Regions from separate parts of the Homo sapiens genome. Here regions 1 and 3 are each linked to region 2. The links are chromatin loops, found by intact Hi-C in ENCODE. Cell type or tissue: endothelial cell of umbilical vein. All regions are shown on one strand. Region 1 overlaps ENTPD1 (ectonucleoside triphosphate diphosphohydrolase 1). Region 2 overlaps ENTPD1 (ectonucleoside triphosphate diphosphohydrolase 1). Region 3 overlaps SORBS1 (sorbin and SH3 domain containing 1).

Evidence for each region. Peaks named below come from ENCODE experiments on the same cell type or tissue, not always from the same donor. Only the 100,000 strongest peaks of a DNase experiment are listed, where the experiment ranks them.
Region 1: a loop joins it to region 2, with 8 times the contacts of the local background. A loop is called at or near these places in 15 of 110 quality-filtered maps.
Region 3: a loop joins it to region 2, with 4 times the contacts of the local background. A loop is called at or near these places in 8 of 110 quality-filtered maps.

What each region holds. Positions count from the first base shown.
Region 1 is chr10:95,761,284-95,763,783 of GRCh38, forward strand. The region is part of intron 1 of ENTPD1 (ectonucleoside triphosphate diphosphohydrolase 1); the gene reads left to right. The region is part of intron 5 of ENTPD1-AS1 (ENTPD1 antisense RNA 1); the gene reads right to left. Among named protein-coding and RNA genes, the nearest start is that of ENTPD1, 6.4 kb to the left of the region's middle. In endothelial cell of umbilical vein, no CTCF peak of the experiment used is centred here; a DNase peak (open chromatin) is centred at 988; H3K27ac peaks cover 782 bases.
Region 2 is chr10:95,840,813-95,843,312 of GRCh38, forward strand. ENTPD1 (ectonucleoside triphosphate diphosphohydrolase 1) reads left to right here. Exons shown (of 10, transcript NM_001776.6): 4 at 1,532-1,682. All of the region lies in intron 4 of ENTPD1-AS1 (ENTPD1 antisense RNA 1), which reads right to left. Among named protein-coding and RNA genes, the nearest start is that of CC2D2B, 66 kb to the right of the region's middle. RefSeq lists an enhancer at 1,097-1,236. In endothelial cell of umbilical vein, a CTCF peak has its summit at 1,306 (motif pointing left); a DNase peak (open chromatin) is centred at 1,059; H3K27ac peaks cover 600 bases.
Region 3 is chr10:95,373,344-95,375,843 of GRCh38, forward strand. All of the region lies in intron 19 of SORBS1 (sorbin and SH3 domain containing 1), which reads right to left. Among named protein-coding and RNA genes, the nearest start is that of PDLIM1, 84 kb to the left of the region's middle. In endothelial cell of umbilical vein, a CTCF peak has its summit at 1,456 (motif pointing right); a DNase peak (open chromatin) is centred at 1,498.

The DNA.
Region 1 (2,500 bases), 80 kb before region 2:
TCTGAAGCAGTGCTTCTCAAACTTTAGCATGAGTATGTATCATTAGAGAACTTGTTAAAAATGCAGATTCTGATCCAATAGCTCTGAAGTAGGTCTACATTTCTAACAAGTTCCCAGGCGATGATAATGCTGCCCCTCCACAGACCACACTTTGACTGGCAATGTGGCAGGGTCATCGCATGCCTTAGTCTCAGGGCTTATTTTGGTACTAAATGACCAAGCTCTTCCCACCCTCTACTCCCTCACCAAGCTGCCACTTCTAGTCACTGGTCAGGTGTCATTGCAGGATGATGGGAAGCCTAATTCATTTATTCATTCAGCAAATATATGCCCTAGAACAGGAAATTGAGGCTCCCAATTTGCCAAATCCTAGAAACTGGAATCTTCAGCACACAAAAACTACTGTTACACAAAAAGGCCTTGTGTTAGATTTCCTGCATGTCTCCACCTTTTCTCCATGGCTCCAAGCTTCCCTAAACTTCCCTTATTCTCTGCCTTCAACTTGAGAAGTACTGGAGCAGAATGTGTGGCTGCCTGCAGAATCTTGTGCTGGGTGTTGGAGTCCCAGGGAGCTAGAGGTAGCAGGGACTCAGGGCTCTGAGACTGGCAACAGTGTGCCTGAGGCATTGTCTACGCTCTGCAGAAGAAAGGTGGGAATAATTCTAGGAGCAAAGCAAGGAAAGTGGGTGCAGAGAGAACCGATGGAATTTCTTTAGGCTTGAAAACTTGAGGGGGTTGTGAAGAGAAAATAAGTTGTTGGAGAAAAAAATCCAGAGTAGAGGTTGTCTAACATGTATGAAACATGCTGTTTTTGTTAGATCATCAAAGTGACTTTAGAGACCGACAGTGGCAGTACATGCCCTGTTACACAAAGAGGTGTTTCCTTCCATAACCACTGCTTGGTTTAAAAAAATTTAAAAAGAAGCAAAAAAAAAAAAAAAAAAGAAGTGTTTCCTTTTGATTCATAGGAAGGATGTAAAGCATTGCTTTATGTCCGTGAGGATACAAGTAACATAGCACATGCCCATTAAAGAAAACATGATACTATAGATTACAGTAGGGAAGAAAAACAATCACTTGTAATATTTTGGTGCCATTTCCTGGCAGTTTTTTTTTTTTTTTTTTACTATGCCTGGGTTGTTTCTCTCATTTGGCATTCACTTGAATAGGACCTTGAAAAGTTATGAGATGGCACCATGATCATTAGGCTATATATGCAGTTTTAAAGCCTGGTTTTACTGTAGCAGTGAAGCACATGTATTTTCCATTTTATAGCGTGGTCTTTGTTAGCGTAATTTTTATAGTCACATAGTTTATTTAACAGTTCTCCTGTTATTGAATATTGAGGATGTTTCCATTTCCAATAAATGTCTTTGTGCAGGAAGTTTTTTCCATATGTAGGATTGCACTCTGAGGACAGGATCCCAGAAATAGACTTACTAGATTGAAACTTGTTAATGTTTTTTAAAGTTCTTGATTACTGTTGCCAGGTTGCATTCCCAAAGGTTGGGCCCTTCATGCTCTCAAAAGCAGTTCCTGTTTTGTGGCATCCCTGACAGCTTTGGTGTTTTTGTTTTTAAATAATTTTATCAATTTTTAGATTGTTTTAGTTTGTATTTCTTAATTACAGTAAATTTGACATTTTTCACGATATACTTCTTTTGTATACTTTTTACATCCTTTTCCTGTTTATTATAATACTTATTTGGATTTGATGTTTTTAATCAACTTATGTGCATGCTTTATCATATAAAAGTATTCAAGTTTTCCTGCCATACTTATAATAGTTTTTCTGTATTTATTTATTTATTTATTTATTTTTGTTATGACGGGGTTTCACCATGTTGCCCAGGCTGGTCTCAAACTCCTGGACTCAAGTGATCTGCCTGCCTAGGCCTCCCAAAATGCTGGGATTACAGGTGTGAGCCACCACACCCGGCCTCTGATAGTTTTTCTGAATCTGTTCTTACTGTGAATAGATCCAACACATTTTTATATGTGGTGTCATCGTTTTCTAAATAGTTTGACATCACATTTTTATTCTCTGTAGCCCAGAATATTACTTCTAAAAGATTGTAAATGATTTTTATTTTTGTTTGCCATTATAATTAATTTTTCATTTTTTCCATGATGGTTAGAGAATATGGCTTTATAATTTCTGAGGTTTCCTTGTAACTAAGCATATGATGGGTTTGTGTAAATCTATGAACACTTGTGAAGAAGCTGTATGTTTTTAGGATATAAAATTGGATATTTATTAATCAATCCAGTCTTTTCAATTATATGGTAATTTATCTCCAACCATAATATTCTCTGATGGGTAGAGAGGAGCTTAGTCCTACCAACACCTTGATTTCAGTCCAGTGAAACTGATTTCAGCCTTCAGACTTCCAGAACTGTAAGAGAATAAATGTGTCTTGTTTTAAACCACTGAGTTTTTTTATGGTAATTTGTTATAGCAGGCAAAGAAAACGAATACGGTAAGTGTTTAATGAAAGGA
Region 2 (2,500 bases):
TGAGCTGGGAACCCACTGTTTATTTTTAGTCAGACTGATAGCCTAGATCCTAGAAGATAATTGATTTTCAGTTTGACAGCCTGTGGAATCCACTAATTTTCACAGGTCGTCAAGAAAGTAGTAGAGAGGAGATATTTCCAAGAGAGCAAGTCATTCTACCCAGTAGCCCCATCAATACTGACACTTTGGCCCCATCTGAGACAGTACTTCTGGCCTTTCTTAAAGCCCAAATCCCTCATTTTATTGGCTTTTATTTGACACACTGCCTTCCATTTTTAAAAGTTATTTTAATGGCCAAGCACGGTGGCTCATGCCTGTAATCCCAGCACTTTGGGAGGCTGAGGTGGGCGGATCACAAGGTCAGGAGATGGAGACCATCCTGGCTAACACGGTGAAACCCTGTATCTACTAAAAATACAAAAAAATTAGCTAGGCATGGTGGTGCGTGCCTGTAGTCCCAGCTACTAGGGTGGCTGAGGCAGGAGAATCACTTGAACCCGGGAGGCGGAGGTTGCAGTTAGCCGAGATCGCGCCACTACACTCCAGCCTGGGCGACAGAGCAAGACTCCGTCTCAAAAAAAAAAATCTAGCAGATGTCCTTCTTCTGAGACTTATCCCATGAGCGTTTGGCCTAACAATGAAGGATTCTTCCCTCTCAAAAGAGAGAGTTCTCTAGTTAATCAAATATTTAACACCAAATTTTCTGAATCAAAACAATTAGCTGGTAACTTAGAGCTGATTTTCTCATGGTTATTAGGCTGTTTGAAAACCTGTGAATGATCTGGATAACTTATTTGAATAATTATCCTTAAAGCAATTACTCTGCTATGAAGCACTGATAGTGTAGATATTTATCTTAATGTGAGATGAAAGTGTTGTTATAACTTCAAAAAGCTTAAGGAATCTTGGCTCTAATCCTCCATAGCAACAGTCGGTTTTGCTCTAAAACTGGAAAAACAGTTTTGCTAGGGAGGCAGGATATCGGAGTGGAAAAGTCACTGAAGAGACATAGATTCTGTTCCTCTTTCTTGTAACAGGAAGCAACTCCACCTCAGAAACTTTAAGGTGCTGGCCAGGATCAGATAACTAGTTAGTGGCAGCTTCCATCTTTTTAGTAAAAGCCAATTTGTCTGACGCTTAATTTTTATTCCAAGTGTTATCTTTAGGTCTTTTAGGAACTAGTGTCATTAATTACAGTGTTCTGGAGGAAATATCAAAAAGCAGCTAACAGAGTAGCTATCTATAATATCCCCATTAAAGTCTGAGAATGTTATGCAATTGAATATGAAATTGCGCCATCCAGTGGCAGAATTATTGAACACTGAACAGACCCAACTTAAAGTCTGGAAATTAAATCCTCTCAAGGCTAGGTCCAGTGAATTACCCTCTAAGTACAATAACCTAATGTATAGTACATCAGGAAATTGTTTTCTTGTATTTTTTTCAAAACACCATATTTTGATCTACTATTGTCAAGGTATGTTTTATAATTTTTTTTTAAAAGATTGTTATCTTCTACATTTTTTCCTAGGTCCTGGAATCTCAAAATTTGTTCAGAAAGTAAATGAAATAGGCATTTACCTGACTGATTGCATGGAAAGAGCTAGGGAAGTGATTCCAAGGTCCCAGCACCAAGAGACACCCGTTTACCTGGGAGCCACGGCAGGCATGCGGTTGCTCAGGTATAGCAGCATGTAGGGACCAAGAGTATCTGGGAGTTAGGCTTGGCAGTGAAAGAGCCTCTGAAGTTATGGGAAAGGGCCACACTCCCTAATACCCCAAGTTCTACACACCCAAGTCCATACTTAAGAAAGGATATTTTAGTAAGTGAATAAAATGTTCAAACTCTTAGTATATATAGGGGTAGGATTTTATGTATGTTAAAAAAAAAAGCCCCCTTGTGCATCTCCCTATGGGGGATTCAAAGGGGAAGGGGCACAGGGAGAGAAAGACTGGGCCCGTATACTCTGGGGTTTGGGGCTACAGATTTAACTATTCAATATCTGGGAGGAAGAGGATAAGAGGAGACTCATAGACATCCCAGGTCATAAATATTCACAACTAGCACATCTTTATATCACTTGATACCTGTGTGAATTATTTGTTCACTTGTTCATTCATTCAGCATATAGTGCCTGCTCTATCCAGAATATGAAAACTCAACCCTCAAGGAAATCAGTTTCAATGCAGGGTGATCAGTGTTTTAATAGAGGAGTGCTCAGAGCTGCTATGGGAGCACATTTGGCCCTGCCCAGGGTGAGAGGAGGTCAGGAAGACTTAGAGGAAGGGATGCCTGAACTGAATCATGAAAAATGAGTTGGAGGATCGGGGAACAGCTTTATCAGCAGAACAGACAGCATGCATTCAGTAACTGATGTTTATTCAGCACCTATTATATGTCAGGCACTGTTCTAAGTACTGAGGATACAACAGTGAACAGGACAAAGTCTCTGACTTCATGGAGCTTGTGTTCTACCGGATGTGCAAAGGTAGGGAAGTG
Region 3 (2,500 bases), 470 kb before region 2:
TGCAATAAACAGGGCAGTGTTTACAAATTAAACTGGTTTTAAATAATCTGTCCAAAAATGGTCCCTGGAGTCTTGAACTATTTGCTATTCTAACAACTTGTTGGAGCTAAAAAGGTATCTTTTTAGTCAGGATCTTGCTGAAATTTCAGTTCATTTTGGGTGGCTAAAGCGAAGGGGTGGAGGAAGCAAGGAGTTCAGGGTAAATGTCTAGTGTCAAAGTTCTGGCAGGCTTTACTGGGGAAAGTGGTCCCCAGTTGGTGTGAGAAAAAAAAAAAGTAGAAATGCTGATTCCCATGATCTGGTAGGATTTTGATTCTGCTTCTGAATGGCTGAAAAGCTTTCCAAAACAGCTTCCATGGTTTATGCCACTTTTATTTATGTCTCTTACTCTTTTGTGGCAGAGTGGTTGCAGTAGGAAGTGAAGAAAAAATTTATCCTTACCACACCTTCCTCCCAAACCCTGTTAGTTCAACTAGGTAATAAGCCCACCATTAGGATGCCTCAGACCATAAGGAGCTGTTCATTTCAGGACTGTTCCTCAGGATATGGGCATTGATTTAGTTAATTTGGCAAGTCTTCACAAGTATTATCTTTTAAAGTAAGACCTACACAAAAAGAAGCAGTCTCATTAGAAGAACTCTGAGGCCTGTGCAAAGAATGCATGTGGCTTCAGAGAAAATGCTACTTTGAAAAAGCATCTCTGAGTCTTTAAATAATTAAGAGGTTGTTAGAGCAATGGGGTGGGGAGACAAGCTAGAGGAAAGCCCCAGTATACAACTGGACTGTGTTCTCAACATTTGTTTGAAGTTAGCTGTGTGGTACCTGGAGTGAAGTTTTTGGCAGCAATACTGTTAATTTATCAAGCTATGCATGGAGACTATTTAAATGTATGCTGGTATTAAAATACTATATATTATCCTCAAAAATTATTTGTAATGATAGATTTAGTAAAACAATCACAACTAATTAGGGAAAAAATTCCACCATTTTTCCTGAAAGCTAATATTTTAGATAAAACTAATTTAGTTGTTTGGCAGATGAGATGGGCAGAAATGTGTGGATTCTGAAACAGACTTGAAAAATCAACGGCATGGACTCTATTAAACATAACTTAATAGCTTTTGCTTTCCTTGACTAAAGTATGGCATTATTGTTTCATATACCAATCATGGTCTGTTTTGGGGGTGGGGAGACAACTACACACAGCAAAAGCTTTTTTCGGTGACATAATTGACCAGGTTTTAAGAAAAGGAGAAAAGAGAAAGGGTTAGGATACTGTTAAATACTGCACGTGGAAAAGATTGCCTGAGGTAGATTTAACTGATGTCTGAATGGTGAACAGCAGAGGCGAAAAAAAGAAAGGAGAGAAAGGAGAAGAAATGAGGTGTGCACCAATGCTTTGGGGAGGGGAGAAGGAGGGTGCAGACTTTGGGTCAGATGCGTCCCTCTCCACTGGTCACTAGGTGGCGCTGTTCATCCAGGACAGCTCAGCTGCTATCGGGAGACAGTGTCTAGGAGGGACCAGAAGAGAGGAACAAGCAGGCTGTTTGCAAGTCTGGTGCTCTTAACTCAGAAGATGCCTGAACTTTCAAAGCTCAGCACTGCCAAATCAAAGAGCAATTCCTAAGCACCAACTTAATTTCTCTTTGTCTTTGTTTTAATAAAAAATTTTAAAACATTTTATTTACTCAACTATAAAATACATTCCTGTCTGCAAATAAAACTATCATCCCAGACCACAGAAACTCAAAAGCTGGATCCAATGCATAAAGTCTCATACAATCATTGAATAAAATGTGTTTATACACTTAACTCCTCTACCTGTAAATTCTTTTTGCAGCTGTAATAATTAAGACTTTAAAATAACTAGAGTTTTAAAGTCAGTTTCGTTATCTCTAGAGGAAGGATGAGCTCAATTCTCCCTTCTATTTTATATTCCTTTGGGTGCAAGGCTAAGAAAATCCTCCTTTAAGTGCCAAAAGTCAATTTGTACCAAAGCCAATTCAGAGATATCATGGGGCAACTGTAGGCTGAATACTAAAGATGCTAGAATTCCTTACTCCCATTTCAAACTTTGGGAAATATCCTACATCATAGAAATCATTCCCTAAAAGTCACCTATAATGGGGTTGCATTTGTGGGTCACATCTGCACAAAGAGGTCCTTGTTGGCCTGCTCTGGGACTTCATTTACATATGTGCTTTTAAAAATGCTATTTAAAGCAGAGACAATGCTGGTCTTCTCAGTGTGTAACACATTTTCAGCTTGTCTTTCACAGACCATAAAGACTTTGGTCAAGGAAGTGAAAACAATGGCTGAAATAATGCCATCCGCAAGGCATGTGGTACTTGTTGTTAGTGGGGGGAGGTCTAAGACAAGCAATGATTATTTGTGTTTCTCTGGGATATTCCAGCAAGATATACTTCCAGAGCTCACTATCCTTTCTCAGTGAAGTAAGGCAAAAGAAAGCTCAGAGGTTGTAGTGAGAAGAGACAATCCC